Regions from separate parts of the Homo sapiens genome. Here regions 1 and 3 are each linked to region 2. A link is a loop called in an ENCODE intact Hi-C map of the cell type or tissue named here. Cell type or tissue: OCI-LY7. All regions are shown on one strand. Links, peaks and the distances in the headings refer to the core of each region. The heading gives the core; the rest is flanking DNA.

Evidence for each region. A loop is a pair of places that touch in the nucleus more often than their neighbours do. Peaks named below come from ENCODE experiments on the same cell type or tissue, not always from the same donor. Only the 100,000 strongest peaks of a DNase experiment are listed, where the experiment ranks them.
Region 1: it touches region 2 in a loop (7-fold over the local background); 61 of 110 quality-filtered maps call a loop at or near these places.
Region 3: it touches region 2 in a loop (8-fold over the local background); 23 of 110 quality-filtered maps call a loop at or near these places.

The regions. Positions count from the first base shown.
Region 1 is chr12:66,263,966-66,274,853 of GRCh38, reverse strand. No RefSeq gene overlaps it. Among named protein-coding and RNA genes, the nearest start is that of MIR6502, 18 kb to the right of the region's middle. RefSeq lists an enhancer at 2,450-3,075. In OCI-LY7, for the core only: CTCF peaks have their summits at 4,660 and 4,859 (motif pointing left); DNase peaks (open chromatin) are centred at 4,893 and 6,103; H3K27ac peaks cover 323 bases.
Region 2 is chr12:66,687,990-66,698,877 of GRCh38, reverse strand. It overlaps a transcript of GRIP1 not described here. Among named protein-coding and RNA genes, the nearest start is that of GRIP1, 14 kb to the right of the region's middle. RefSeq lists silencers at 4,675-4,969, 9,737-9,786. In OCI-LY7, for the core only: CTCF peaks have their summits at 4,572 and 4,774 (motif pointing right); DNase peaks (open chromatin) are centred at 4,797, 6,547 and 6,977; H3K4me3 peaks cover 647 bases; H3K27ac peaks cover 2,517 bases.
Region 3 is chr12:66,347,039-66,357,926 of GRCh38, reverse strand. GRIP1 (glutamate receptor interacting protein 1) reads left to right here. Exons shown (of 25, transcript NM_001366722.1): 24 at 4,364-4,510; 25 at 8,681-10,496. The coding sequence ends at 8,908. It overlaps LOC105369811 (a long non-coding RNA gene), which reads right to left and starts at 789. Exons shown (of 3, transcript XR_945040.3): 1 at 1-789. In OCI-LY7, for the core only: a CTCF peak has its summit at 5,539 (motif pointing left); a DNase peak (open chromatin) is centred at 5,546.

The DNA.
Region 1 (10,888 bases), core at 1,648-9,647, 420 kb after region 2:
AATAAAATAAAAATAAAAATTGATGGCTAGGCGCAGTGGCTCACGCCTGTAATCCCAACACTTTGGAAGGCCGAGGCAGGCTGATCACTTGAGGTCAGGAGTTCGAGACCGGCCTGGCCAACATGGTGAAACCCTATCTCTACTAAAAATACAAAAAGTAGCTGGGTGTGGTGGCAGGCACCTGTAATCCCAGCTGCTCTGGAGGCTGAGGCAGGAGAATTGCTTGGCGGCATGCAGAGGCTGCAGTGAGCCAATACTGTGCCACTGTACTCCAGCATGGGTGACAGAGTAAGACTCTATCTCAAAATAAACAAACAAAAACAAAAACAAAAATGGATTATAGTGGTGGTTGTACAACTCTGTGAGTATACTAGAAAGCATTGAATTGTAAACTTTAGTGAATTGTCCAGTGTGTGAATTGTATCTCAATAAAGCTGCTAAAAATTGAGGTTTTTTTGAAAAAAGAAATTGGTTATAATAAGAGTCATGTAATGTTTTCCTTTGGGGTGAATCTGGAGATTTTGATTAGAAAGGGACTTGTGAGACTTCTGAAATGTTAACAACATGCTATTTTGGGGTCTGAATGGTAGTTACATGGGTGGTTTTTTGTGTGTGATAATTTAAGCTGTACCTTCAAGCTTCTTGCATCTTCTGTATGTATGTTTATTTCACAAGAAAACATTTATAAAAGTATACCAAAAAATATTGATTTTAAACAAATTTAAATTTAAAACAAATCTAAAGGAATGAGTTAATGATTTTATTTTGTCATTACTTGTCTACTATTTACCAGTGGCGTGAACTGGGCAAGGCAGCCAACCTCTGAAAGCCTCAGTTTCTTCTCCCGTTAAACAGGGACCTATTATGTCTGTATAGTAGGCTGAACCTATAATTGTTAGTAAACCACCTTCCTTTTTGCCCAGAACATTATAGGCTTTTGACATGATCTAAAAATGTAAAAAGTTATCTGAGAAAATGCCCATTTTCTGGGCAGGAGGTGAACCTCCCTGGTCAGTGTGGCACAAAGAAAGGCTCAGTAGCATGGAGGAATGTTAGAAAAATGAAGTACAGGTGAATTTGGACACTGGCAGAAAGGCAGCAAAATGGGGACAAGGAAGAACTGTCTTTGGTGGGTCCAGGTGTAGAGTCTTTTCAGCAGAGACCAAAGAGAGACCAGATTAGGGCTGGCAGTCAAGCACCAATGGGCATGCATCTACCTCTGAGACAACAGGAGAAATAGGTGTTCCCAAATCCTCGGGCCTTCGGGGATTGACCTATCTGGTAAGATCCAAATAAAATAACTCAGTCCTCCCTCTCATATAATTGCAGAAAGTCTAGTATCTCTACAATGTTTATCAGGGTACAGGGAGAGGGGGAAGCTTTGTCTTTAGTGTTCATCACCTCCTACTGTGCTCAATTCTCCAACCCCACAGCTGTCTTGTTTCTTGTCTCTGCTGTCCTTTCTCTTTACCCTAAGCTAAGGCACAGCTCTCCCTATTTCCCAAAGCACTGATAATGTAAACCTGCTCCATCTGGTGGTACCTAAGCCTTTTTCGAAGAGTTGGGGATAATGGGTCAAAGAAACTCAAAACAAGAAACTATTTAAATTACCATCAGGGAACAAACACTACCATTAAAATGCCTTTTCCTTCCTCAATGCAGGATAGCATATGAGTAGCCCCTTACTGGATGTGCCTCCTTGAATGAGTTACTTAACTGATTAGTCTTCGTTTCCTCCTTTGTAAAATGGTGATAAACCTAAATTTGCTTCTGGGATTCCTCTGAGGATCACATAAATAATGTATTTGAACACAGAATAGCTATTGACGTAGTAAATGATGCCAGTAGTAGTAGACGAAGGAAAATGAGTAATAGCATTAGATCTCTCACTTGGTGATATATTCTAGAGGCCCATTCCTTCCCACAGAGTCTGTTTTCACATCTAGTCTCTTCCCTGCATCTAGAATTACAAATCACAAGTTTCTTGGGCTGCAAAGGAAAATAGCTAACATTCCTGTTTCTTTATTATGTAGAACATTTTGGCTACCCTTTGCTCAATCCCATCTATCCATCATAATCCAGGACCCTCTCTTTCCATTCCAAAACTTTCCTAAATACAGAACCCTGGGCCAGGCGCAATGACCCACACCTGTAATCCTAGAACCTTGGGAGTCAGAGGCAGGTGGATCACTTGAGCTCAGGAGTTCACGACCAACCTGGGAAACATGGAAAAACCCTGTCTCTACTAAAAATACAGAAAATTAGCCAGGCATGGTGGCGTGCACCTGTTATCCCAGCTACTTGGGAGGCTGAGGTGGGAGGATCACCTGAGCCTGGGAGGTCAAGGCTGCAGTGAGCCAAAACTATGCCACTGCGCTCCAGCCTTTGCGATAGGAGTGAGACTCTGTCTAAACAAACAAACAAACAAAACATAGACTCTAGACCCTAGAGCTCTGCTTTGAAAGATTTAATAAAAACTGGCTGAGCACAGTGGCTCATGTTTGTAACCTCAGCACTTTGGGAGGCCAAGGCAGGTGGATCACCTGAGGTCAGGAGTTCAAGACCAGCCTGGCCAACATGGTGAAACGCTGCCTCTACTAAAAATACAAAAAAAATTAGCTGGGCCTGGTGATGCACGCCTGTAATCCCAGCTACTCAGAAGGCTGAGGCAGGAGAATCGCTTGAACCCAGGAGGCAGAAGTTGCAGTGAGCTGAGATCATGCCATTGCACTCCTGCCTGGGCAACAAGAGCAAAACTCCATTTCGAAATTAAAAAAAAAAAGATTTAATAGAAACTGAAGATAGAGTTTTTTCTCTAAGCAGAACTCAAAGTCAGAGGACCTCTGCTCACCTTTCCCATAAGTCTCACTGGGAAGAAAGGCTGGCATACATTTGTTCTTTCTTTTGCCAGAACAACCCATCGGTGTGGCAGCTTAAATAGTTATTTATTCGTCCTTTAGGACATTCATATCATATCTGAGTTTATTTATTCAACAAATCTTTATTGAATGCTTATTTCATGCCTGACATTCTGCTAGGTACAGGTGAGCAGAGACACACCTGGAGCTCTCTTGGGGCTTTTAGCTGAGTCTGGGACACGGATATTCAATAATGACCAGAAACCCAATGCAAAGTGCAACAGTGATAAATGCTACAAAAGGGAAGTGTCTAGAGCTAACAGATCACCTAAAACAGAGCTTTAACCTCATCTGAGAGGTCAAAGAAGGTTTTCTCAGAGGAAAGGATACAGCCCAAGCCTGAAGTCACCTTTCTGTTAATGTCCAGAAAAGAGGAAGAGTTCAGTGCATTGCGGGCAGGTGGAGCATTCCAGATAGAGGACACAGAAATGGCTTCCAACTGTGTGGGAAACCCATGCTTTAGGGATTCATCATAGAACTCATGCAGATCATGATTGTTCCAAGAATTCTTTCCAGAATTGGCACAGATATGGGCAGAAAACCAAGGTGATGGCCAGGCGTGGTGGTTCACACCTGTAATCCCAGCACTCTGGGAGGCCGAGGTGGGCAGATCACCTGAGGTCAGGATTTCGAGACCAGCCTGGCCAACATAGTGAAATCCCATCTCTACTAAAAATACAAAAATTAGCTGGGTGTGGTGGCAGGCACCTGTAATCCCAGCTACTTGGGAGGCTGAGGCAGGAGAATCCCTTGAACCTGGGAGGTGGAGATTGCACTGAGCCGAGATCAAGCCACCACATTCCAGCCTGGGTGACAGAGTGAAACTCCATCTCAAAAAATAATAATAAAATAAAATAAAACCACGGTGAAGAAGCAAGGCCCTCCTCCAGTTTACTGAATGTTGAGGTTGTGCCATAGTAGTAAGAGTATCTCTAATACCAAAATCTCTATGCAGTATGCTCACACACACTGGGTTTACTTAATGTAGATGGAGTTTCCCTGACATACTCTGGAGAAATGGCTCAAGCCTATACACAGTCATTAGAAAGGGAGGCTTCTGTTATGTTTGCCCAAAGCTTACAGGAAATATCCCTTGCAACCCACTCTGCCAGGAAACCATCTTTACGTAATTCCTCCCTGTGTTCCAATGGCACCTGTTGCATGTTCTGTCCATACACTTACCTCATGGTAGTTCATCATTTGTTGATATCTCTGTGTCTTAAAAGTTTGACAGGAAATATAGCTTAGTGTTTAACTATTTACTATGCTATGTTTAATGTTGCTAAGAACAATATTTTTCCTTAAAAACAGAAACTTAATACCTTGGCTGCTTTGGAGGCCCCTCAAGAATCTTGCATTTAAGGAAGTAACTGAAATATTAGAACATTTTGTCTGTGCTAAATGTCTTTGTATTGCATTTTAGTGGCTATTAATTACTAGTAAAATCACTTTCCCTCTCTTCAGCTCCCCTTATTAAAATCTCTGTGATATAAGGCAGATCAAGATGATCAGTAAGAATACATCATTAATTTTGCAACTGAAATTAAATGAAAATAAGTAGAAAAGAAATAAAGGTTTAGAACAGATATTTGGGATAATTTAGAAACATGTTTGAAATGAACTAATTAAATATTAACCTTATCTAAAGCTATTAAGCTAAAAATAGGAAAGCACCTTTCATATAAATTCAGTGATCTGAATTATTAATATGCAAAATTAAATGCCATGTTCAATTTCAGTTTTTTACACAAACATGAATATTGATATTATCCGTAAAACCAGAAAGACCTTGCAATCATACGGTGCTTCGAGGCTTGTACAACATGGAGAATTTCAGTTTCCATCAAATAAACAACAAATTACTTTAAAAATTAAACAAAGCTGAATTTTTCAGAAAGTTGATTTGCTAAGTGCCTGCACTATTTCTTCCTGGAATGTAGAGAAAGTGACCCCTAGTGGAATTCTAATGAAGCATTCCTCCAGCTTTGTTCACTTATTTAGCCAATCAACAGATGCTGCCTGGCTGGGCTCTGGAGACAAAGACATGATTGAAAGTGAAGTTTCGGATGGTAGTTGAGAAGCAAGCATTTGTAGAAAAGATTGATCAGAGCTACGAGTCAGAGAGTGGAAGTAGTTAACTTGGCAAGGGCTGGAGGAGAGGGAGGTAGGGTGGCTGGACAGAGGAGGGTAGAAGTGAGAAAGGCCATTCACACAAAGAGCTTGAGCAGCTTGGTGCCTCCTGGAAACTGCCAGTGGTTTTATTTGGTGAGGAATGAGCACTTCCAGGAGAATGGATAGGGTTAGAAAAGTAGGCAAGGACCAAGCCATGACACGCGACAGGGTCTGGTCTTTAATCTGGTCTTTGGGGATAATGTCCCCCAAACACTGTTCTTGGATATTAATGGAGGTAACAAATACTGCTCAAACCACAGTCAGAATGCTAGGATGAACCAGGCCTCCCGTAGATACAAGAGATTGTATAAAAATGGGCTTCTTTAACTGTTTGCAGCCCTCTGAAAGACCATGTCAGACAGACTAGAAGATTTTTTAAGTCAGGGAGCAAAGACAGAACTGGGAAGTGGCTTAGACACAAGAGGAACTAGAGAATAAGCAACAGTTTAAAATGTTGTGATTATGGATAGAAAGAAGAGCCAGTGGGCCCAAACATCTCTACAGCAAATACTCCCAGCTGACGGGACGTAGCACATGTGGTTGAGATCTTACGAATACCCAGCAGGGCTGGAGTGGCAGTTACCTTTAAATAACACCTCTGTTCACAGCAGCGGCGAGGTAAAACCCATTACCTTAATGACAAAAATCACAATTACTTCTGCACCAACCTAATAGAAGCCCAGAGAATGGCAGCCTCTGAGGAAACAGAGGAGGAAGAAATGAAGAAGGTAGAGGGGGAAGGAACAAAGCGGTAGAAATAGAATCAAGGGAGAGCCATCTCCTGGAATGGGAGGGAGAGAGAGAGAGACCTTCCAGAAAGTACTCAACAATATCAGATGCCGCAGAGAAATCAGGTGAGGTGAAGCCTAAATTTTGATCATTATGATTGGCAGCCAGGATGCCATGGATTTTCCGAGAGAGAGAAATGGTAATGGAGTGGAGGGCAAACCCTTTATGTAGGAGCTGAGGAACAAACAGGAAGTGAAAGAAGGAGCAAGCCAGAGCTTGCTTTATCAAAGAGCCTGGCTAAGAAGAAGCGGAAGTTACATGAAGATATATGATGAAAGAAGGGGTTTTCCTCCTAAATATTGAAAAAGCTATGTTTATGTGTTCAGGAGAAGCAGACATGAAAAATAAGTGGCTGAAGATAAAGTAGGAAAGATGATTGATTGAATAAAGGACAGAAAAGGGATCAAGAGCATAGAAGAAAACATTTGGATTAGGCAAGAAGATAAGGACGGGAGGCGGGAGCGAGGAATGCATATTCTGTGGATCTGTCCATAAGCAAAAGCAGGAATGAAGAGTTAAGCCCAATACCTGCTATTTTTTTTCTCTGCAGTTGAAAGCAGAGGCAGTGCCTGAGAGCCAGAGGGATAGAAAAGGCAAGGAGGCTTGAAGAGAAGCCTTCTAACAACTGTTGTGGAGTAAGGGGTGATGGATGGCCTGGGACAAGCAAAAAGACCCCTAAGCAGCAGAAAGAAACTAACCCAAGGGGAACCCATGAATATGTAGTGGCATGTGTCTGCTGGGTGCTGCGGTGGCTTTAACAGCACCCAGGCACAGAAACAGAAAACGCAGATCCCAGGGCCAGCATTTTGCAGATCAGATAAGGCAGAAAAGAAATAGGATGCTGCTAAAATAAAAAAAATTTTAAAAATAAATAAATAAATAAAAATTAGGGACATAAAGCCTGAGGGTGGAGGTGAGGATGGTGTAATGATAAAGTAACAGAAAATGGAGACATGGAGGGGCCGGGGGTCTTGGTGTTGGAGGTCAGTTCTGATGGGGGCAAGAGACTGAGAGCCCAGAGACAGGAGTTTGTGATTGAAGAGGAAAGCGCTAGCCATCTCTTGAGAATGTCTTATGTGCCTGGCACCATGCTAAGCACATCATCCATAGAATTTTATTTAATCCTTACAGAAAACCTATAAAGTTAATATTATTCTCCTTACTTTACAGATGAAGAAATTGAAGCTCCAATACAGCAGCTAACTTGTGTGGTATCACACAGCTGGTTGACTTGCCCAAAACCTTCACATTTCCTTCCAGTGCTGAGAGGTGGAGCTATTGGGTGATGAAAAGGATAAGGGTGGCCTACAAGAGGGAATTGTTCTTCCAGAGTGGGTTTCAAGGTCAGTAAAACAGAAAGCTAGTTTGTTTGCTTGTTTGCTTGCTTGTTTTGCTTTGTTTTGTTTTTAGAGAACTAGTTTTGTACATGCGCTGGCATGTTGATAATGGATGAGTAAACTATGGTAGCTGGGAGTGGGGATAAAGATACTAGCTAAGAGAGTAGATTGTATGTCCAGAAGCAAGGGTACTGAGCAGAGATGCAGAGGGTGAAATCACCAAATTGTATGAGCCCTGAAAGTGTTGACTGTTTTGTATGGGGCTGGGCAGGACTGCCTATGTAATTTGATGGGCGCTGTGCAAAACAAAAATGGGGGGCCTAAATATAGTGCCATGAAAGGTACTGAAATATGAAACCGTTTCCTTCTGCAGTCTTTCTCTCTCTTGACCTGTCATGGTGTTTTTATTTGATATTTCATTTCTTGTTCCCTCAGACATGGGGATATTTGCAGAGGGAGTGCAGAGACACCCAGTGGGGGCTCTGTCCCCTGACTCAGTGCATGGCCCACTGGCTTCTGAGTTCTACCTCCCCTGAAGTGCTGCACCCCAGCTGGAGACAGGGAGATCCACCTCCTCATTCCCACAGGCCACCGCCCCCACCCACAGCAGAAGGGGAAGAATCAAGGAGTGGCAACCTCCACATCAGGATGCCCTTGGGACCTGGATCAGTATTGGCAAGAGTCTGTCTGTTTTGAATGAAGTGTTTTGAGTTTTTCTAGCAACTTGGCTGGTAGCTACTGTTTCTAGCAGCCATCAGCAGACCAGACAGTAGCACATCAGTAGGGGATCCACTTGCATGCATCTCCTTGGGCTCACCATTAGGGGTTGCATGCAAGCTTCAATGACACAACCATCATGTGAAAGGTTAAGAGTTTTTAGTGCATACAGACCCTGGGGGGGTTACACACCATGCCTGGAGGACACACACAGACACACACACACACACGACACGGTCAGCAAGCTCAGGCAGAGAGAGAAGGGACCCAGGGGCCAACGCCTTTACTGGGTACAGGGCATTATCCAAACAGATTTCCTGCAGGGAGTTTTAATTGGTGGGTTTAAAGCAAGCAGGTACTAGTTCCAGGAGGTCACGCTGTGACTGAAAGGTGGTCACTTTGAGTTCGAGGGCCAATGTCTGAATGGTCTGTCATTTGCAGGAACATGAATAGAACTGGAAATCATTATGTTAAGTGAAATAAGCCAGGCACAGAATGACAAATATTGCATGTTCTCACTTATATGTGGGAGCTAAAATAGTTGATCTCATGGAGGTAGAGAGTAGAATGATGGTTCCCAGAAGCTGGGAAGGGGGTGCATGTGGGGAACAGGGTAGAGAAATAAAGAAAGATTGGTTAATGGGTACAAACATACAGTTAGATGGAAGGAATGAGTTCTGGCGTTCAATACCACAGTAGGGTAACAATGGTATATTGTATATTTCAAAATAGCGAGAAAATAGAGAATGTGGAATATTTGAAATATTCAATAGAGAATATTTGAAATACATGTATACAATGTGTGAATATTTGAAATACATGTATACAATGAATCATCACACATTGTATACCTGTATTAAAATATTACATGTATTCCATAAAATGTATAATATTATGTACCAGTAAAAAACAGAATGAATGTTTCGTTTAAAGAAAGCAGTGTGAAGGCTGGGAGCCCAGCTTGCTGGGTGAGAGATTCTTCCAGTTTTTATCTCTGGCTACCAGCTGGAGCCATTTGAGTGAGAAATAGTATTGGAAACTGTGTCAAGCATGACTGAGCCTTATTTCTGGAATGAAAAAGTTAAACTTGTATTTAACAATGGATGCTGAGGCAACATAAAGTTACAAGCATTCACTACACTTAGCCCTGACAAGTTGCCCACAAACACAGTGTGGCACTGCCATCCTGGAGGGAAGATGGTGCTGCCATGCTCCACCCAAAGATGCCACCAAGGATGCTCACTTAACCTCTGCCCCACCTGCACCTGCATCCAGTCTCCCAACAGGAGCAGAGGGCAATGGCAGAACACAGGTGGGCTTGTTCCACTGACACGACCTGGTCACTGCCTGAGGATCTGACAGAAAGAGGCAGGCTGGACAGGACCCAGGGGGCAGGGAACAGGAGGCCAAGAACCTGACCTGGAGAGGTGGGGAGGCAGCAAGGGGCAGGAGCCCACATGAGCCAAGGCTTCGAGCCCCTGGTGCATGCCCCAGCATCCCATCAGACCTCACTGATAAAACACAAAATAAAAGGTAAAATTGTTGTATTCATTTTCTAGGGCCATCATAACAAAGTACCACAGGCTGGGTGGCTTAAACAGCAGAAATCTATTTCTGGAGGCTAGATGTCCGAGATCAAGGTTTTGTTTCTCCTGAGGCCTCTATCTTTGGTTTGTAAATGGCCATCTCCATCTGTCTTTACATGGTCTTACCTGTGTCTGTCTGTGTCTTAACCTTTTCTTATAAGGCTATCAATCCTATTGGATTAGGGCCCACCCCAATGACCTTATTTAACCTTAATTGCCTCTTTAAAGGCCCAGTCTTCAAGTTAAGTCACTGTATTCTGAGGTACTGAGGGTTACAACCTTATAAGAATTTTGGAGGAGACATGAATCAGCCTATAATTGTTAAGAGTTTCAAGACGGCAACTGCAAAGTATGAAACCCCAAGCATGGGGCATCTGTGCACGAGGCCCTGTGTAACTGCACTGGACACATGCCCATGAGGCCGGCACTGTGAGATCAGTGGTGTAGGAGCAACAGTGTGGAGCTAGGAGGATCTGGCCCACTCCTCCCAGACCTAGAGGTGTTGGGCTCATGGAAGAATGAGCACCCTTTGCTGGGCAGAGTGGTAAAGGAAGCCAAGCAGTATCCTTGGATGAAAGCCGGGTTTTGTTAAGACAACAGAAATTGTCAATGCTGTTTTGTGTGTGTGTGTGTGTGTGTGAGTGTGTTTTGTGTTGTTTTGTTTTTGAGACGTAGTCCGACTCTATCTCCAAGTAGTGCAGTGGCGCCATCTCTGCTTACTGCAACCTCTTCCTCTCAGGTTCAAGTGATTCTCCTGCCTCATTCTCCCAAGTAGCTGGGATTACAGGCAGGCACCACCATGACCTGGCCAATTTTTGTATTTTTACTAGAGATGTAGTTTAGCCACGTTGGCCAGGCTGGTCTCGAACTCCTGACCTCAAGTGATCTGCCTGCCTCGGCCTCCCAAAGTGCTGGGATTACAGGTGAGAGTCACTGTGCTCGGCCAAAAAAAAGTCTTTAAATAGCTTGAGAATGATGTGGAGTTTCTTTGCAAGCAAGAGAACATTCCACTGGACAGAGTAAAAGTGTCTGGGAGGGAGGTCAGCAGCGAGTGAATGAACTCCAAAGGGAAGAGATGTATATGAGGATGAGAATAGAAGAGCATACACAGAACCAGTGGACTTTATATTTCATTACTTTTAACCACACTGGCTTTAAATTCCTTGAACTTAGAAATTAAATTAACACTTAATTGCTCTTTAATTAAATGTTAACATTCCTTGATCTAACTGCTCCTGCACTTCACATACAAGCATAGTGTTCCTGATTGACCAGCAGAAGGACATTTCATGCTGATCTACCCTTGTTCTCTTGTGGTCTCTGTTCCAATCAATGCAACATTAGGAGAGGATGAACTATGAAGAGGTAC
Region 2 (10,888 bases), core at 1,394-9,393:
ATACAGTAGGAACAGTTTTTCTTACTCCAGAAACTGTGCTTTAAAAAGTCAAAGAAAGAAATAACCAAGTTTGTTATGGTAACATTGGTAGAGGACTTGAGTGGTGCTTCCACCTACTGGGCTTCCAGAGCAGCTAGATACGATAGGTAGATTCATATTAACCTCTGGAGGGGATGGGGTGGGAGGACCACCCTAGAGCCAACAAAGGAGGTGGGGGGCCAGACTATTATTATCTTCACCGAACAAACAAGAAACAGGGAAGGAGGAAGGCAAGAAAAGAGAAAATAACTCTGCCGAGATTTCTAGCCTAGGAGACTTGCGGGTTGGTGGCCAAACTGACAAATAGGAAATAGTTGAAAAAGAGCTGTCCTGGGAAGCATTTGTGAAGTTCTGCCTTGCGTGTGTAGAATGTGGGTTCATGGTGGAACTTTCAAGTGTTTACATCCTGTGTGCAAATGAAAATAAGGCACAGGTACAGCTTTTACTCTTCAACAAATATTTTTTAAAAACACAAGGCGTCCTGATACTAAAAAGTGATGTTTCCCCATAGTTGACAGGTAAAAAACACTTTCTTTCTAAATTAAGTACAATTAATTGTGATCTTAGTTACTTTGTTCACTCCTGGTTACATTTTTGACATGTTAATTCTTTTCAGTGCATGTTCAAGTCTAGATACATATTGATTGAAGAGAAGAATTTTGAGACAAATCTCATGAACCTCCATATCTGGTGGCACAAGTCTCATTTAGCAATGTGCTCCATTCTTTTTCAAGCTCCTAATCTCTGATTGTTGTAAATATTGTAGAAAGCATATTGCTTTCTACAAATATAGGATCACAAATACTGTAACCGTAATTCTTTTCTGTATTTAATACTGCATACTGAAGATTTTTTCTAGTTGTAGAATACAGAGAAATCTAGATATATGGTCCAGATCGATAACAAGAGGATCAATAAGCTTTTATTCTTGTTGCACTTCGCTTTGTTGAGGGGGTCTTGATTTGCATTTGCTGATTAGAGCCATTTGTCTAATATATAGACATGAGAAACATAGTTTGAATAAGGCCAGAACTTCCTACAAAGAGAGTAACCCACTAAAAATACTTTCGAATCTGTTGCTTTTCACTTCCTTACACCTTCTCTCCTGGAATTTAGTTCAGATTTGGAGCTGTCTATGGACAGAGAAAGAGGCATCAGTTTCATCCCTGTGCCTGACTCAGCTCAGTGCAGCCAGTTAGCACGCTTCTCAGCCCTTCACCACAAAACCAAAAGTATCTTAAAAAGTAGTCTCAAATGTGTGACTGCCCCAAATTGAGCCCCAAGTGAGTCTGGAGCTGAGGGCCAGGTGCATTTGTGTTGTCGGCCATTTCCCTATGGTTATCTAGCCCATTCTGCCTTCTGTTTGAAGATAACTGAAATATTATCAAAAATGGTTTGTTTAAAGGTGTAACAGCTGTGTTTCTGCAAGAAGCTCATAATAATTAAATTAATACCTGTAGTGGCTCTCTCTAAGGAAGTCTGGAAGCTTTGCACATATTAACATATTTATTCTTTCCACCTCTCTCTGATGTGAGGGAAAGGTCATTGTCATTTTTATATTTCCCTTGATGCAAAAGGAAATAAGTTACAGCAAGGATGGAGTTTGAGATAGGTCAGGAGAGAAGGAAAATTGGTCTTTTTTCCCTTTAGATTTTAGTCCTTTTGTTCATGGTTGTTAAAGTTCAAACTATTCCATTCCTCTATCCATTAATACATTTGCTTGTTCCTTCATTCATTCACTACCAAATGTTTATAAAGCACCTGCTATATGTCAGGCACTGGGATCACACTTGTCTTCAGAGTAGTTTGAAACTTCACTGTTGTACAGAAGTTACTTTGTGCTTTACAGAACCCAGAACCACCTCTGGGAAGCACAGTTTATAAACCACTGAAGTAGAACATTCAGTCATTTATTCAACAAGCAACTTTTTTTGCATCTACCAAATTCTATTAGGTGCAGGCTGCCTAACATCCCTCTTGGATCACAAAATCTATAACAGTAATTCTTTTTTTTTTTTTTTTTTTTTTTTTTTTGAGACAGAGTCTTGCTCTGTCACCCAGGCTGGAGTGCAGTGGTGCGATCTCAGCTTACTGCAAGCTCTGCCTCCCGGGTTCACGCCATTCTCCTGCCTCAGCCTCCCAAGTAGCTGGGACTACAGGTGCCCGCCACCATGCCCAGCTAATTGTTTGTTTGTTTGTTTTTTGTTTTTTGTTTTTTTTAGTAGAGACGGGGTCTGTGTTGGCCAGAATGGTCTCGATCTCCTGACCTTGTGATCCGCCCGCCTCGGCCTCCCAAAGTGCTGGGATTACAGACGAGAGCCACCACGCCTGGCCTAACCATAATTCTTTTTAAAATTTCTTTTTCATGCTGAGTATGTTCCACCTTTCTCTAACTCATTCTCTTTGTAGCCTCTTTATGACTATCAGGAATAAAGAATTTGTAGAATGTCTTCTTTGTTACACTGTCCTTAATAATGTTTAGATTGGTATTTTTCTTTAGGCTAGCAACTTACTCATCAGGAATCAAATTCTTCAAATGACAAGGAGCTTGCAGAGCTAGAGTTTTCTGTAGATTGAGAGAAATGAATAGGTTGACTTGTGTTTCTGTATGTCTACTGGGTCAAAGGACCATTCTTGAGATGTGAAAGTACCCTAAAGAGTGGCACAGCTGGTAAGTGTTATGAGTTGTCCTTTAAAAAAAAAATGGGGTTTTGAGATAATAGTAATTTTGCTAATCATTAGCTTATTCCATTTTATGCCTATATTGTGATTTGATTCTCTCTTCCCCTCTTCATTTAGTTTTTCCGTTTTCTTTCAAGCTTCATTCCCATTTGCCCCATGCTACCAGTTCTTTCTTCTCCTGGAATATTTGCCTGCTCCACCATGGACAGACTCTTAGTTATCCTTCACAATCCACCTCCAGTCCCACCTCCTCTGTGAACCTTTCCTACTGCCTCATTTATCCATTCTTCTCACTAATTTGTTTTCTCCCTTTTGCATCCACACATCCTACTGATAGTATCAATAAAGCTGATATTCCACTGAATTATTGTTACTTGTTTAAAGATACCCTGCATATGTAAATGACATTGCAGAAAAGATATTCATTAAGTGATATTTTTATTCCATTCTATCACCTTCACCAATGCCCTCCCCAAGAAGCTCCTTAAAAACGAAGATTATCAACCTCAATTTTGTACCTCTAGTTCCCTCCCCAGTGCTTGAAACATTTGCTTTCAGCTAGCAACAACACTGTAGCAGTTTTGGATAAGATAACCTCCTACCTGCCTAGCAAGGGCTTTCAGATTTATGCCCATGGATCAATCCCATTAGTGGTAGACATGGACTAGGGCCAAGAGGAGGAGTGGAGCCAACCACCGACAAGTCACAGGATCTCCTCCTCTCGTGTGGCCCATAGCTCGTGCTGTGTATCCCAACCTTGGGCTAATCAGTCCACTTCTGGAACAGGTGTTCTCTGTCCAGCATACTGTGGCTGACAGGAGAGGGGAAGAATTTGCCACCTGGTCAGAATTTGTGTAAACAGATGCCATAAAAAAAAAAAAAACAGGTTAGATTGCATGCTGGGTCAGCAGTTGAGGAGTGCTTTGAGAAAAGTGTCTTCCCCCTATGAGCAAGGCTCCTCCTCACACATGGTCAGCCCCACTTCTCCACCCAGAGGAGGTAGAGCCTGTTCTAGGAACTCCTGTTGAACATCTAACACATCGTACTGCACTGGCAGCCTGATGGTCTTTATGACTTGGTTAGAGACAGATGATTTGGAAGTGGGAATAAAAAGCTTTCTTCCTTATTTTAAAAAGATTTGCCTTTGTTTTATGAAATTATAACAACAACAGTTATCAGTAAGACTTTAGTGCTTCAGAGAGATGTTGGACCTCAGATAAGACACAAAAGGAGATCTCACTTAGCCATACCCTCAGCCTGCAACTAGCTCTGCCCTTAGGCTCTGGGTATTTCCTGATCTTTGGGATGTCTACTGTGGTAATCCGGGAACTGGTTACCAGCATCTATTCCCTGGGATATGGAAGCATCTCAGGAATAGTAATGACTTATAATTTTATACTTAGAAAACCAGGATGTCAGTGTACTAGGTGACTGTGGGTTGGGGAAGAATATTAGACCTCAGAAATAATAAGTTAATATCACCAGCAATATCAATAATAGTATTACTGTTTATCACGCACTATGCTAAATACTTTACTAATAATGTAACATAATCCTCACACTAGATATTTTTATTATCTTCATTTATAGTTAAGGAAAGTGATGCTAGCAGATGATAACAACATATAATAATACGTACTGAGCATTTACTGTGAGCTGGCACTGTGCCCATCTGCCAAGATCCTATCAGAATCATGATTCAAACCCTTGTTTTTATTATTATAGGATGAAATCTCCTTGGGGAAGAGGTAAAGGATATGTGGAAACTCTCTGTTTCCACATTTTTTTGCAGCTTTTCATTAAGTCTAAAAGTAATTCAAAATAAAAAAGTTTTTTAAAAACTCAAAACTACAAAGCTCATAATGGCCACTCTCTGCTGCCTCCTCTGGATAATGGCCTCAAGTAGAAATGCTTAGCCCATGTCAGGGATGCTCACAACTCAAATCATGCTGGAAACTGTTCTGCAGGTGTGCACTCCTCAAGGACCCCTGTCTAGTATGTGGCATTCTCATCTTAGATGTGATGAATCTATGTAGTTAGTATGACACATTTTCCCCAGCAGATGGCAGTAAAATGTCTTGAGGAAGAGATGCTGTTTCTGATGCTCATAATAGTACCGTCTGGGCTGGCAGTGGCCCTGAGAGTGCTAAGAAATCTGGAGAAGAGGTAGCAGAATTGAGAAGTGTTTAGGAGGTGAAATTAGATAGCAAGTTGGTGTGGTGTTTTGTTATAAAGATGCCAAATTTGAGTGCAATCAAATCAACCACTAAATTTATCATCAGTTCAAAGGATTTACTCTTCCTGAGCATAGTCCTTCATTTTATGTATCTGTATAATTTCTATTTTTAAAATCATGGGATTCGCCTTGATACAATAGTGATCTAATGAAGAATGAGGATTAATGGAATTTTCTTGTCCATGAATAGACCCATAAAACAGGAAATTTTTTCATGAATGGGCTTTAGGGAGTCCGTGGTCCACTTGCAGTTGTCATGTGAGCATATAAATTTGTGTACATTTTACCGGGGAGAGCTCCAGTAAAATCATATTCTCAGATGGGCCCAGAATGTGTTTAAAAAAATTCTGTCTGAGAGCATATCACCCCGGAAGGCCTAAAATAGATTCAAGGGAGAAGGACAGCAAACTCAGGTGCCTACAAGGGCCAGGCAGATAACAGTGAATGAAGGAACCCTAGTGGGGACTGGGGTGACCTGGAGAATGTATGCCCCAAATATCCAAAGAGGCCACCATTGTCCAGCCCCAACTGAGAGTTGCATGCGGGAATGCAGGCCCAATGTGAAATGAGCTCTTGATTTTTAAAGAGAATCCACAAACCCATAACTTTAAATAAACTATAGACATTTCTGAAGTGTGCAAATAATTTAAAACATTTCTAAACATAGCTCAGGCAAAACGAGCGTACTTACAGGTCACGTGTGGCCCTGGAGCTGCCAGTTTGATAACCTGAGTTTAGACATCACCCTGTCATTCATAAGCTCATGACCTGGCTCTCTTGGGACATACTATGTTAAGGAACTCTGGTACTACTAATTATTGGTTACTATTATAACAACATTCATAGTAATAATGACTAACACCCTAGCACTTTTTATGTATCAAGCACTATCCTAAACACTTTATTCATAACTCCTGTAACATTCTCAACACCCTATGAAGTTAGGTTACAGTGGTTTCCAGCATTTGTTATATGTTAGGTACTGTTCTAGGTCAGGACTCCTCAGCACAAGTCATGACTTACGAAATAATTCTGTAATAATCCTATGAGTAGCTAGAGAAACTGAGGCACAGGAATATTTAGTAACTTGTCGTAGCTCATTTCCTAGATTCAAACCCAGGCAGTCTGGTCCCAGAGCCCACACTCTTATCACTGTGCTGTCCTGACTGCCTCTGGGATACTCTGGGTACTGGTTGTTTTTCAAAGAACTCTCAGCTGTGGTGCTCAGTGGTCCTAGACAAATCCCCTCCTCTCTGCCATGACAATGTGGCACTTCTGACCAAATGCAGTCAGCCCCAGGTCTTCTGTAAAATCCATCTCATCATCTCATTTTCATGTATCACCAGACATACTTTATTCAATCTTTGTTTTTTTTTAAATCTCCTCCAAAATGAACAGATCATAAATCCTTTGCTAGATGAAATTTCCAAATAATGGTGATAGATGGCCTTGTCTTTTGTCTCCTGACTAGTTTGGCCCTGCCTGTCATCACAGCAATCAAAGAGTTGTAAGATGCCATGTAGACGCAGTGCCAAAAAAGGAAGGGACAGCTTAATTCTCCACTCAAATTTCTGTTTCATTTGAACTTCCTCATATGAGTGAAACTTCCTACAGGGTTACACAATTGGAACTCCTGAAATAAGTGAGAAATTACAGTTGTAATTTTAGAGAATTGACTTTAATCTGCAGCTGCAACCTAGAATCTGTATCTGAGGAATGAGAATTGAGATTATGACATGGGAGCATGCAGTGATTTGCAGAATGCACTTGTTTCCAGTTCTGTCTATTGGTGCCAATGCTGAAATCCAAACCCTGCTGAGAGATTGATAATGGAAAACTGAAGGTGGGAGGAAAAAAGCAGGGTATAAATCTACTCCAAAGCTGTCAAATGCAGTGAATTATATCAAATGGTTCTCTAATTTTCTACTTGGAAGATACCTTTTATTTTTTAAAAAAAGATAAATTTGGCTGTTACTTTACAGCTTTGCACTTCCATCAGCTCACCAGTTTTATGATGCTTCCTGTGAGCAGTGGGTCTTAGCGGTTGGTGCATTTCCATTAGCATGCTTCTGCAAAATAGTTCATCCTTCTGTGAGTCCCTTTTGATCAATTAAGCGCCTGCATTTCCCTACGCAAACAAGTTAAGAGAGAGAATCTATGGAAGGACTCTCTTCCTAGGGACTAATTTTAATGTCATTTCTAAAAATAAAGTATTAGATATAAAGGCAAAAGAAAGGTAGCTTTAGAATAAAAGATGCTTGTAAAGAGGACACTTTCATTCACCACTGGGACTTAGAACCAAACTTTCGGAAGAATGAGTGGACAAGGGCATGGTGGGAGCATTGTCGAATTCCAGGCTTGATAACGTAGGCAACCATTAAGAACCATTCAGAGATCTATATAACAAGAAAGGTAAAAGTTGATGGATCTAACTTTGGAAAAGTATATGTATTTTTTAATTCCTTGTAAAAACTTGAAAGTAAATTCCTCCCTGTTGTATTTTTAATGAAATATTTAGACTTTTCCCTTTGCTTTATGGAAGAAACCTCTAGTGTATTCATTTGATAGTTTTTCTTATTCAGCCTAAGCACAAATCACAGCACTTGAACAAACCCAATGTTTCTAATAGTTTGTGCTTTTGCCTTCCACCAGGACCACAGATACAAATGACTGAAGGCACATTCCTTAAAGAAAAACCTTGACTATGAGAAGTGACAAATAAGGTTTGGTTTAGAAGTCATTGAATTTAGTAGTGGTTGCACTGGAGTTGAGTGGTGGAGGTTAGTTCTGAAGTTAAAGCATGAAACAAAAATCTCATAAAATGAAAATTACCCTTGACTAATTCTTGTATTTCTTGGGTTGAGCAAATAGCATAGCTGGCTAGCATGGAGAAAAGGGAACCTATTTACACTGTTGTTGGAAATGTAAATTAGTGCAACCATTATGGAAAACAGTATGGAGGTTTTTTTGTTTTGTTGTTTTGTTTTTGACACTGGGTCTTGCTCTATTGCCCAGGCTGGACTGCAGTGGCAGGATCATAGCTCACTGCAGCTTCAAACTCCTGAGCTCAAGCAATCCTCCTGCCTTAGCCTCCCGGATACCTGGGACTACAGGCACACACCACAATGCCTGGTTAATTTTTCTAAGCAACATAGCGAGAACTTGTCTCTAATAAAAATTAAAAAAAATTTTTTGAAAAAATTTTTTTTTAATTTTTATTAGAGACAAGGTCTCGCTATGTTGCTTAGGCTGGTCATAAACTCCTGAGCTCAGCTGGTTCTCCTGACTTGACGTCCCAGATTCTTGGGGTTATAGACATGAGCCATCGTGCTTGGTCTAAAAAATTAAAAATAGTACTAAACAATCCAGTAATCCCACTTGCGGGTATATATCCAAAAGAAATGAAATCGGCATCTTGAAAAGACACCTGTACCCTCCGTGTTAATTGCACAGTAGCCAATATGTGGAAACAACCTAAGTGTCCATCAAGAAATGAGTAAATAAAGAAAATATGGTGTATGTGGTGTGTGTGTGTGTGTGTGTGTGTGTAATATTATTGAGCAATGAAAAGAAGGAAATCCTGCCATTTACTACAATATAGATGAGCCTGGAGGATATTATGTTAAGTGAAATAAGCCAGACACAGAAAGACCAATATTATATGATCTCACTTATATGTGGAATCTAAAAAAGTCAAATTTGGCTGGATGTGGTGGTTCACGCCTGTAATCCTAGCACTTCAGGAGACCAAGGCAGGAGGATTGCTTGAGCCCAGGAGTTCAAGACCAGCCTGGGCAATGTAGGGACAGCCCTTCTCTACAGAAAATAGAAGAAATTAGCCATGTGTGATGGCATTTGCCTGTGGTCCCAGCTACTCAGGAGGCTGAGGCAGGAGAATTGTCTGAGCCCTGGAGGCTGAAGCTACAGCAAGCCATGATCACATCCCTGCACTCTAGCCTGGGCAAGAAAGCGAGGCCCTGTCTCAAAAATAAATAAATAAATAAATAAAAATAAATAATTTTAAAATTACAATACATTAAAATGTCCAATTCATAAAAGAGTAAAATGGTGGCTGCCAGAGGTCTGGGAGTGGGGGAAATGGGGAGATGTTGATCAAAGGGTACGAACTTTCAATTACAAAAAGAATAAGTTCTGGAGATCTAATGTACAGCATGGTGACTATAGTTAATAATACTGTATTGTTTACTTGAAATTTGGTAAGAGAGTAGATCTTAAGTACCCTCATGACCCCCGTCACACCCACATCAATGCTGAGTGGTGATGAATATGTTAATTGATTGTGGTCATTTAACAGTGTATATATATATTAAATCATCATGTTGTATACCTTGAATATATACAATTTTTATTTTATGCCAAATACACCTCAGTAAAGCTAGGTAAAAATGTTTCTCCTGCATATGCCTTTTGAAATGTATATATAGACTTAAGCCATGGCTAGCACACAGAGAAGTAAGTGAGTGCTAGCCATGTTGATGATGATCATGATGACAATGACAATGATTGACTTGATTGGTTCCCAGAATTCTGACCAGAACCCAGGTTCCCCTGACCTTCCGCCTGCTTTTCCTGGACTTCGGCTCCCCCTTGGCTTTCCCATGTGCCCCTCGTTTCTTGACAACTCGGCCTCTGTTACTGTCACCAGATACTGTGCTAAATTTTTGGATTACTGTCAACACAAGCTTTGTTATACTCATCTAAGAACTTAGAGGGATCCCATGATCCTTCCTGTCTTTTGATGGGAAACTGGACCGAGGTTGTCTTCAAGTATCTGGCCTCAATTTGGTCGTCTGGTCAGTTCCCAGCCAGCCTGCCTGAGCCCTGCACTCCCATTTCTGATCCTTTGCTGCCCTCTAGTAGCTGCTTGCCTGACTGTGCAGCTGTGCAGACCTGAAAGGGAAGGTGTACTTGCTAGACTGCAGGGGGCTTGTGCACCTGGATGTTAAGAAGGTGCCTGATGAGAGGAAGAGACCCAGTGAAGAATGTCCTTCAACCCTGACTTCTTTTATCTTTTCCATGGTTTTTCACGGCGCCCATTTTTATAGAGCCCTTTTCCCCTTTAGACATTATTAGAGGGTTGTTTCCTCCTTTGAAGGAAAATAAAATGCCTTTCCTTTTTTTTTTTTTTCAGAGTCAGTGATTGGTGATTGAAAGTGTTTGCAAAACATCCCCAAGGAGCACTTTAATGTCATTTTTATGGAAATAAAGTGGAAAATAATAGGCACTGTTTTTTTAAGTGAAAGAAAAGGACCCTTCTGGGTTTTGGTAATGAACTTAGGAAGACAAGATATTATGAGCAGAAACCTTTGAGATTTGGTAAAATGTGAATTTCCTAAGAGAGAAGCACAAGAGTGAGACCTTTTTCTTTGTTGTTTTCTGAGTCTATGCTTCTTATATAACTATATTACAAATGGAATGGACTCTGGAGCCTCCTAATTTTTCAGTGTACACACAAATACACATATATTTGAATATTATTTTCATAGCCAGTCGTACTCTTTGTAAAGCACTTGAAAATTGACAAAGTGCTTTCTTATTTATTATCTAATTTGATCATCACAGCAGCCCAGTGAAATTGGTAAATTCAGTACTGTAACAGAATGGTAGAACTGTAAGGAATTTTAGAGACACAACTGCCTTATTTTGCAGATCAAGAATCTAAAGCTTAAAAAAGAGTATTAGACAAGACTCTTTGATCCCAAGTGACAGAAATCCAACTCCAACTAAATTAGCAAAATGGAGACCATACTGACCGAAGTAACTAAGTCCGGTGTATTAGGGATTTAGAAATGGATGAATCCGGATGTTCCAATGGCATCTCCAGGAATATGTCACTCTCCATCCCTCGACTCTATTTTCCTCTGTCTTGGTATGATTCAAAGTCAGCTTTTCCCATGTGGTGATAAGATA
Region 3 (10,888 bases), core at 1,513-9,512, 340 kb after region 2:
GTGAGACTCAATCTCAAAACACAAACAAAAAATGCATTGAATATATCAAAATTTATAGGTTCATATTGATCCCATCCCCCACCTTCCCCACACACAAATTCTCATTGGGCCACCATTCGAAGTATTTAGTGAACAAATTCCCTGTTTTGAAATTGAAAGGAAAGAATTAGCATTCATTCATTCTGCCCTTCTTGTAAAAGCTGTATTTCAGAGTAACAAAGCAGCACTAATTGATAAAAGAGAATTCTCCTTTACAAAATCATTTAGGCTAATAAATACAGAAGATGTTAATAGGATTAGAAAAAGATTATCGCTTTGCAACCCCTAATGAAATTTTGATTCAGACAGTGATCAATAAATAAAACCTTTAGATTAAAGATTGATGAGAACCCTTACAATAGAGGAATGAGGCTGTCATCACCTGAACCCACCCAAAGTAGGACAGCTAGACATGATGTGATAGGAAGCACTGTGCCACCTATGAACTGTTCCTGCCCCCAGTCCCCACCTCAAAGCTAACCTCGACTGAAATCAAGCATCTAGATTTAACTTCCATTTAGAGAAATGTGGGAGACAGAGGAATATACTACAGAGCAAATGACACAGTTTCAGCAATAGATCAGCAGCACAGGGGGAAGGACGAGAACCCACCACAGGTAAGAGGAGATTTAACAGACTTAACACAGAGGTAGTGTGTGGACTTTGTTGGGATTCTGACTTAAGCAAGCCAACTTAAAAAAATGTTTTTGAGGCCGGGCACAGTGGCTCACACCTGTAATCCCAGCACTTTGGGAGGCCAAGGCTGGCGGATCACTTGAGCTCAGGAGTTCAAGACCAGCCTGGTCAACATGGCGAAACCCTGTCTCTATTAAAAATAGAAAAATTAGCTAGATGTGGTGGCTCATGCCTGTAATCCCAGATACTCAGGTGGCTGAGATAGGAGAATTGCTTGAACCCAGGAGGCAGTGAGCCAAGTTGCAGTGAGCCGAGGTCATGCCACTGCACTCCTGCCTGGGTGACAGAGCAAGACCTTGTCTCAAAAAATTAAAAATAAAATAAAAATAAAAAATCATTTTTGAGACAATTGGGGAAATTATGGACTAGGAAGTGGTGGCTATCACATAAGAAGAGTTGCTGTTGCCAGTGAATTAATGATGTGGAGTTTATGAAAGAAAGTGATCATATTTTTTGGAGGTGTATACTGAAGTATGTAGGAGTGAAATGACATGCGGACTGGTGTTTGCTTGAAAACACTCCCCCGAAGAAGAGAAGGATAGCTGAAGGAAACATGGCAAGCTCTTGGTGGTTGTTGGATCTGAGTGGTGAATAGATGGGTGTTCCAACCTCTCTACTCTAGAATATGTATGAAATTTTCACCAAGAATATTTTCTTCCAGTGACTTACTCTTCCTTTCCTTAGGAAAGAGGAGCAGAAATCTCCTATCTGGCCTAAGGCAAAAACATAATTGTGGAACAGCCTAAATATTCCTCTCTGCAATGAGTATTTATTAAACAACTGTGTGCTAGGCAAGGAGAGAGTGTGCTATGGCAAGATCTAAGCTTTGCAGTCAGAAGCCTTGATTTGAGCCGATTCTCTGTTGCCATCAGTTTGATCCTGGGCAAGTTGCTATTTCTCTTTGAGCTTTCATTTCCCTGTCTGTATATGATCTGCTCCACAAGCTGGTAGAGACAGTAATATCTCTTTGCTTTCTAAACTGCTCACTCAACATCCACAGGCCTTACTAGCAAGAAGTCTAGCATCCCCCATTGGAGGACCCTCCCCCTACCTTCCTCACTGTCCGGGAATCTGGGTCTCCTCAGCCCACAGATAGGCCGGCCTGGCCCTGGTACCAGAAGTGCCCTCCCTCTCGTGTCCACACAGTGTCGACCTTGGAGCTTTGTCTTGCCTGGCCACTTTGTCATGGGACAGCCTTCCTGATTCCCAGCATGGCCTTGGGTGAGGGGTGAGGGGGATGGCTGGAACTCCAGAATTAAATCTCTCTTAGTTCACACTCTCTTTCTCTGCAATGATTCATAAAGGCACAGGACATCATGGTTGATCCTCAGCCTCATAAGGTGCAGGACAAGCCCTTTCTGTCCGTCAAAATACTAACCCCACTATGTGACAGGTGCTGCCTTAGGGGCTTGAGATATATCCATGAGCAAAAAGGACCCCTACTCCCCTCAAGGAGCTGGGGAGTGGGGATCTGCCACAAACCTAAGCCCAGGCCACCAGCAAAGTCTTCCCCTCTCCCCCTGGTGAGTATTGCTTTGGAAGGTAGGGGTGCTCTCAACCACACAGTGTGAACCTAACCACTTCTCCCTAAGCATCACCAGTGAGCATGTTAGATGGGCGGTGGGTGGTGGGGCCGGTGTGGGGGTGCTGGTGTCACTAGGCTACACACACACATAACCCCACACACCCTTTATGTAGTAAAGTGGGGCTTACTACTCTATCCCTGTATAAGTGAGGGCAGACTGAGAAAACTTTATATCTGTCACCTCTTAAAATGAAGACTCTTACCCATCTTACGGAATCGTTATAAGGATTAAATCAGATTTCTTCACTGGGCTGTCCTCATAAAGGTTGTGTTTTGCTCACTGCTCTACTTTTTTTATCACTCTATCCTGTGAAAAATATCCTCAGTCCCTAAAACAGTCCCTGACGCATAGTAGTGTCCAGTGTGTGTGCACACACACACACACATGCACACACAATGATGGAATGAGCGTGTGAAGAGGGTCGTCTCAGGGAACATTAGTTCTGCAGATTCTCAGTCGGTCTGGGGTGGGTCTGAGACTGCATTTTCACCGGCTCCTGAGGGTGGCTCCTGTCCAGGAGGACACTGAAAGTGGTGAGGCCGAGAGGTGCATGTTTAGTGGCAGGAGAATAGAACCATTAGGCACTTGGTGTCTGGAGTCTCACAGACACGTCCCCACCATTCTTACCTTTGTGGCCTTGAGCGGGTACATAACCCCAGTGAAATTGAATTTCCTCACCTCTAATATGGCAATAACCACTGGGACTGGTTGGTGAATAGTGTTGACCCAGTCAGCTTGATATTTTAGCTGTCTGTCCAGTAAAATAAAAACCCACACACTGACCACTTTCATATTGCCTTCAGAATGCCATAGCCCTCTGAAGTAAAATCACTGGATATAAACAAAGATACTTGCTATAAGAGTTTTAACCTTCACATTTTGCCCTGCATAGCTCTGATTTTGTTTTTGTTTTTGTTTTGACTATTTTACAAGAATGTATTCATGCATTAGTTGTGTAAAAACAAATATATATATATAATTACAGTAGAAAATTAAGCCTGACCATTGCTTGAAGTCTTTGTGGAGGGCATCTGGCACAACTTGGTAAAACCCGTGGCCCCCTCAAACGTTAACTGAGCATCAAGCGCTGAGTGTGCTGCTGGGCGCAGTGCCCAGTGCGGTGAGAGCTTGGGGACTGCTACATATTCATGTGTGTGCCTCTGGAAGGCAGGCTTTTCTTCCTCTTGTTCACTGCTGTTTCTAGCACCCCATGCTGTGCTTACAATATGGTAGGAACTCAATAAATATTTGATGAATATACAAATGATTATTTTAGCCTCAGATGAACACTCGCAGGTGGTCAGGTGAAGGAGTGAGGGCTGGTGGAGGAGTGAGGCTTTAGCCAGCTGTGGTTGGCCTTAGATGCAGAGAGACCCGGGGTGGGGGGCAGGCCGCAGCACTCAGGGTAGATGCCTTCAGTTACCAAATCAAACCCTAGACAAATGCTGAGGGAGCGAGTTAAGCCGAGGTGCAGAGCAAGGTGTTGTCATAGAGACACATTCAGGTCTTTTACATAGTGTTCTGTGATGGTGCTCATTGGGGGTTCCAGAGCAAATAAAAGGATGAACTTCATGGTACTTGCCCAAAGAGAGGATACGCCGAGCACTGTGCTTAGCAGAGCACCAGGCAGGAGTGGGGAGGAAGGAAAGGCCTTTGGCTTATTCCCCAACATCTCAGCAGTTGTAAAGGGCTGCTGCGGGCAGCTCCTCTGACCAGAGGTTGCCCCAGGAAAATAGTAGAAGTCAACTTGCCTTGAGGAAGTTCTCTCCTATATCCCCCTGATGACGACTGAAAAGGAGGGAGGGAGGACCCAGACGTTCCAGTTCTCCTCCTTTTTCAGCTTTGGTTGGGAATTCATAAAGTCCAAAGATATTCTTGGAGTGGGAAAAAAAGGCTGCAGGATTGGTGCAGGGAGCTGACTGATGCTGATATTACAAATCATGATGTGACTAAATTCGTGTGAAAAGATTGTTCATCAAGAAGTTGCAGAAGGAAAAGTCTCCACCCCAGCTAAATATTCACATCCCATTTTCTCTCTTCAGGTGACCTTGTACAAGGACTCTGACATGGAGGACTTTGGGTTCAGTGTAGCAGATGGCTTACTGGAGAAAGGAGTGTATGTCAAAAATATTCGCCCAGCTGGGCCAGGAGATCTTGGTGGCTTAAAGCCCTATGACAGGCTCTTACAGGTAAGACCTCAGGTGGAATTTTAATTCCTTGCAAGTAATTTCTCACTGGGAGCTTCCTCCACATCCTCCTGCATATTTGGGGCCCTTTGCTCTTTTCCCTTTCAGCCTTTGTCATCAAGATTATGGAATCAGTAGAAGCAAACAGCTGAATAAAGAATTTTCAGCTCTAGTAAATTCTAACCCAGACCCCAAAGTTCTGTGGTTTCTTACCAGTTTTTTTCGGCACTGAGCTCAGAGCCATCTTTCCCAATCTCACAGATTTCACCCAACCACGGTCATCTCCCACCATCGCACAGTAGTCCCATAAATATGACGTAGTTATCCGACTCCAGGCACCACCAGTCTAGTCCTTCCTACCACTTGTCTTCTACATGACCTACAAGGCCCCAGGGATTTGGCCTCTCCTTACCTTGCCAGCATCTTGTCTTGCCTCTTCATTCATTCATTCATTCATTTTTGAGACAGAGTCTCGCTCTGTCACTGGAGTGGAGTGGCGTGATCTTGGTTCACTGCAACCGCCACCTTGCAGGTTCAAGAGATTCTCCTGCCTCGGCCTCCCAAGTAGCTGGGATTACAGGTGCCTTCCACCACACCCAGCCAGAATGCAATTTGCTAACTAATTGGAGGGTTGATGACGGACCTTTTGAAGTTGATGGAAAGTTAGTTAGAATCTTTTTTCCTTTTTTTTTTTTTTTTGAGACAGAGTCTCAGGCTGGAGTGCAGTGGCACGATCTTAACTCACTGCAACCTCTGCCTCCTGCATTCAAGTGATTCTCCTGCCTCAGCCTCCCGAGTAGCTGGGATTACAGGTGCACACCACCATGCGTGGCTAATTTTTGTATTTTTAGTAGAGACCGTGTTTCACCAGGTTGGCCAGGCTGGTCTCATACTCCTGACCTCAAGTGATCCACCCACCTCGGCCTCCCAAAGTGCTGGGATTATAGGTGTGAGCCACTGTGCGCAACCTCTTCGTATACTCTCTAGCTTCAGCTGGATTTGTTTCAGGAATGGTGTATGCTGCCACCTCCTGGCCTTTGCACCTGCTGTGCCCTGAGCTTGTGGCGCTTCTCTGCTAAACATGCACAGGCTCTTTCCCTGCTCCTTCCTCTACTTCAGGTCCCTGCTCACATGCTGCGACTTAAACCACTCCGTCTAAAAGGGCCTTTCCTGCCTCTCCATTCTTCACCCTTCTTTCTTGGTTCGCAGTACAACCACAGATGATGCTAGTTATTTGCTTATTCTGTGTTGCCCACTAGAATGTAACTCCATGAGGGCAGCGATTTTATTCTCCACTCTATTCTCAGTTCCAAGAACAATGCTGTCACATAAAAGTGCTCAGTACTGCACAGCAGAATAGAAGCGCATTGGCTCTGAGCCTTATATACTCTTTCCTTTCTCTGAATGCTCTTCTAATCCCTAGGCCTTACCTGCCTCATTCCGACTCAACTTTTTGGTCTCACATAGATCAGCGATTCTCAACCTTGATTGAAAAAATGGAATCACCTAGAGAATGTATCCCAATGTTCAATCAAATGCCAGACCAATTAAACCAGCGACTCTAGGAGACAGATACGGCATCGGTGTGTTTTTACACCTCCCCCAGTGATTCCAGTGAGCAGCCAAATTGAAAACCACTAGTTTAGAGGACTCCCCTTCAAAGCCTAACTTCACCAGACACCACCCAACCTCCTTTACCTCAAGTCTGGACTAGGGGCCCCTCCTATATCGAACAGCAGCTTTTGCTTTTGGTAGAATTTACATTATTAAAACTGCCTGTTCAGAGGTTGCAGTGAGCCGAGATCATGCCACTGTACTCCAGCCTGGGTGCAGAGTGAGTTTCCAAAAAAAAAAAAAAAAAAACCACCTTCCTGTTTCCCTGCATATACTCCCCAGCAGATTGTAAACTTTTTGAGAGCAGGGATAGTACCTTATTCTCTCATTTCCCATTATGTGGTATTTGATATCTCAGTATCTCTCACAATATCTGAAACCAAAAAGCTGAACCTTGCTTACTTTAAATATAGTAACATTGAGGTCAGGTATAGTTTTATTTAGGAAAGCAGATTTCTGATCTTATGTACAGTTTTTGGGAAGAGCATTTTGCAGGAAAATGGAGTGGGTTGAAGTCAGTCTTAGCAGTGTACTCACCTGGAAACAGTTTGTCACCAAACAGCTGACTTTCAAAGCAGGAGGCTGCCACTCATTGGTTGGCTTTCAGGGATGTGTTCGCTGAAGCAAGTTGTCACTGATCAATTTGATAGTTTTGGAATCAATTCTGGTGATGATTTTTACTATGGCAATAGAACAATTAGTCTTATCCTAGGAGTTTGGGGACACTTAGTTTTCCGCAGACATGCTAATATTTGCTGAATGAATAACTATGGACAAGTTACTTACCTTCTATGAGTGTCTTCCTAATCCATAAATAGAGCTAGCTCTACTCTCATCGCAGTTGAGGCTGTAAAAGTAGACTACATTCAGATTATAAAGGGCCTTGAATGTGATGGTAAAGCTCTTGAACTTTATGCTGGAGGCATATTAGTTTCTTAAGCAGGATAATGATATAATTGGTAACATAGAAAGGCAATACAATATTATTATGGGTTTATCGAAGGTGGGTTGGGGAGGAGAAGATCACAGGCAAGGAGTCCAGGTAGGGGTAGGTAAGATAAGACAGCTCTTTCAGAACTAATGAGTCTTTAATATTTTCAGCACATTGTGATAGAGCAGTCTGGGAAGCATTTGGTGGTTTGGATCTGTTGGTGAGGAGAGATATTAGAGCCAGAGTTAAAGATTTAGGATACTGAAGGGTGGGGTTTAGGACAAGTTGCCCTTGGTGGCCTTATAACAAAGAAGAGAACAGAACCAAGGATGGATTCTAACAGTAACAAAATGTATCTATGTATTTATTTATTTCAGACAGAGTTTCTCTCTTGTCATCCAGGCTGGAGTGCAGTGGCGTGATCTTGGCTCACTGCAACCTATGCCTCCCAGGTTCAAGCGATTCTCCTGCCTCAGCCAGCTCCCAAGTAGCTGGGATTACAGGCGCCCACCACCATGCCCGGCTAATTTTGTATTTCTAGTAGAGATGGAGTTTCACCATTTTGGGCAGGCTGGTCTCGAACTCCTGACCTCAGGGGATCCACCCACCTCAGCCTCCCAAAGTACTGCGATAACAGGTGTGAGCCACTGCACCTGGCCACAATAACCAAATGTAAAGGACAGGAAGAAATAAAGGCAGGAAAGGACTGAAAGCGAGCAGTTAAAATGGTAAAAGGATCAAAACGAAGTGGGGTTGTAGAACTAAGGAAGGAGAGTTTTAAGGGTGAGGAGGTGTCACGAGCGGCAAATGCTAAACGCCAAGGAGGATGCAAACTCCAGAACATTCCTGGATTTGACAAGTAGGGTCATTTTCCAGCAGTGCAATGTGTCAGGGAGGACCTGAAAAAACTGAGGAGAGAATGGAAGATCAAGGAGTAGAACCGGCATGTGGGTGATTTTAAAAACTTGTGTTGGTGAAGAAGGAGAAATGGAAGAAGATGGGTGCATGTATAAGCTGAAGAGGGGATAAGCTCATTTTTTTAAAAAAATTTTCTTAGTAGAGACAGGGTCTCACTATGTTGCCCAGGCTGGTCTCAAACTCCTGGCATCAAGCGATCCTCCCATCTTGTTCTCCTCAAGTGCCACAATGACAGGTGTGAGCCACTGCACCTGGTGGAGCTCGCTTGTGGGAGAGGTAGTTCAGCATCGTGATTCAGAGCACAGGCTTTGAGATCAGCCAGTTGGCCTGGGATTACATCCTATGACCCTTACCAACTACTGATCTAAGGCAAAGCTCTTAACCTCTTTGTGGCTTGCTTTTCTCATCTGTAAATTAGGGATAATATTCAGCACTTGCAGCACCCCCACTGTGGGTGGAGCCACCTCCTTGGCATGAGGATAGGTAGGATGTGTATGTCTTCCTTGCCCTCGAGAGTCTTACAATTTACTAGCAGACAATGGCAATTGAGCCAGTAGCCATGTCACAGCATAGTCACAAGGATAGACCTCATGGCGCTCATTTTAGCACCTTCATGACTTCAAACAACTTGTTGCACCTGAAATGTTACTCCGGGTTTTGGGAATTATGGTTACAACGATAATTCAAAATGGCTGTTCTTGACCTTTCAGGTGAATCATGTCCGAACCAGAGACTTTGACTGCTGCCTTGTTGTGCCCCTCATAGCAGAATCCGGGAATAAGCTGGACCTGGTTATTAGTAGAAACCCACTGGCTTCACAGAAGTCTATAGACCAACAGAGTCTACCAGGAGATTGGAGTGAACAGAACAGTGCTTTTTTCCAGCAGCCTAGCCACGGTGGTAATTTGGAGACACGAGAACCCACTAATACATTATAGCAACGCTTTTTATAAAGCAGGACAAAAGACAATATCTACATGGTGCTAAAAATCCTTTAAGATTTCTGTGACCTTTGAAGCACAGATAATCAATCAACGTGGCATTAACTGCAAGCACAGGGGTCTTTTAAATCTCTCTCATGGCTCATGTTCACTTCCCTTTTCAAGTTGAAGAGGTTTCTTTTTTGGTGACCACTATGGTATATGGTGGGCAATGCCCTGCCAGTCCCAACGGTAGAGAAAAATAGGCCGTCCCCCACAACTCTACAATTAACATCAGAGGAAATTTTTTACAAGTTCATCTTACTATCACTTTTTAAAAAGAGAAACATCTGTTTGAAAATATTCTCTGTGATGATTTCCTTAATTCACTTTGAAATCAGTTTCTTACTATGAAGTCATTAATGTAAGAACTTGGCCAACAAAGCTTTTCTTCTCATAGGCTGGCTCTACTAGGGGAACTAGTGTTTGGTAAACTGCTGGGACTACCACAATGGGAGGGGTACAGGTATAAAATTAAGTTATCTTAAAATGTTTCAGCAATGATGCACGTAGGAGACCATAATAGGTGGTGGTAAATGTTTTGCCCACGTATAGGAATGATTTTAACTAAGATGTATGCTATTCCCTATGCAACAAATTATCAAACAGGATATGTCTTGTGACCTGTTTTTTTTTTAAGGACACATTTTTAATAGCTGAAAATCTCTGATAATGAATTAGAGTGTGTAGTAAACATGAGAATTAGTTATATTATCTTATTTTTAAAATTCAAGACTAAGAACTTCAGAGAATGAAGAGTCTATTAAAATGAGGTTCATCTTAATGATAGGCAAACCAAACTCATACTGCTTGACATGTTTTGAAAACTGGTAATATTGAGGGTGTACAGCACATGTACTTAAAAATGACACTGGACTATCTTTTGCTCTGAGCCATGCCACTTACCGAAATTGTAAATACATTTTTCACAAATGCATTGCCAATTATTACCATCCCTCAAAGCAATAAATTGTGACAGTTGCTTTAAATGTTTGTCAGCAACTGTTTTCATTTGTTCAGATATTTTGAATAGCTACACTAATAACTGTTATTATTTGGTGAACATAAAAAAATAAATAGATCTGTATATTGATGGTAGACTCTCCATATTGAAATGATTATTTTCCAAACATTTTCATTTTGGTCAATAATTCAAACTACCACTTAGGCAAAGTATTCGAACACTGTGTCCTTTGTTTAAGGAAATATAAAAAAAAAATCACCTTTCTTTTTGTGCAAAAAAAATATTATTTCAATCACATTTCAGAACCGCCAGGGCAAGAAAGTATAAAGCAGGATCATGTTAAGAAAAAAGAAAAAAAGATCATGAGTCACTTAAATATGTATTTTTATTTGTAACAAACAAGTATTAAACTGTAAAGTATTTTTGTACAAATTTAATACTTTAATAGCATGGTATTTATCGTCTATGTATGGTTTTGGGGAATTCAAAATTGTTCAAATATTTGTATGGAAAAAAATAAAACCCTCTACCAAATGGAATAAACAGTGATTTTAAAAAGCCAAATAAAGAGGATATGCATTATTGGTGTTGTTTTGAATATATTTCAATGTTCTAGCCTGAGTCCTACACAATTTTTTTTTGTTTTGTTTTGTTTTGAGATGATGATGGAGTTTCACTCTGTTGCCCAGGCTGGAGTGCAGTGGCACAATCTCAGCTCACTGCAACCCCTGCCTCCGGGGCTCAAGTGATTCTCCTACCTCAGTTTCCCAAGTATCTGGGATTACAGGCACCCGCCACCACACCTGGCTAGTTTTTGTATTTTTTTAGTAGACATGGGGTTTCACCATGTTGGCCAGGCTGGTCTCAAACTCCTCGTGACCTCAAGTGATCCACCCGCCTTGGCCTCCCAAAGTGCTGGGATTACAGGCGTGAGCCACCGCATCCGGCCACAATGTTTATTTTTGTATAATTTT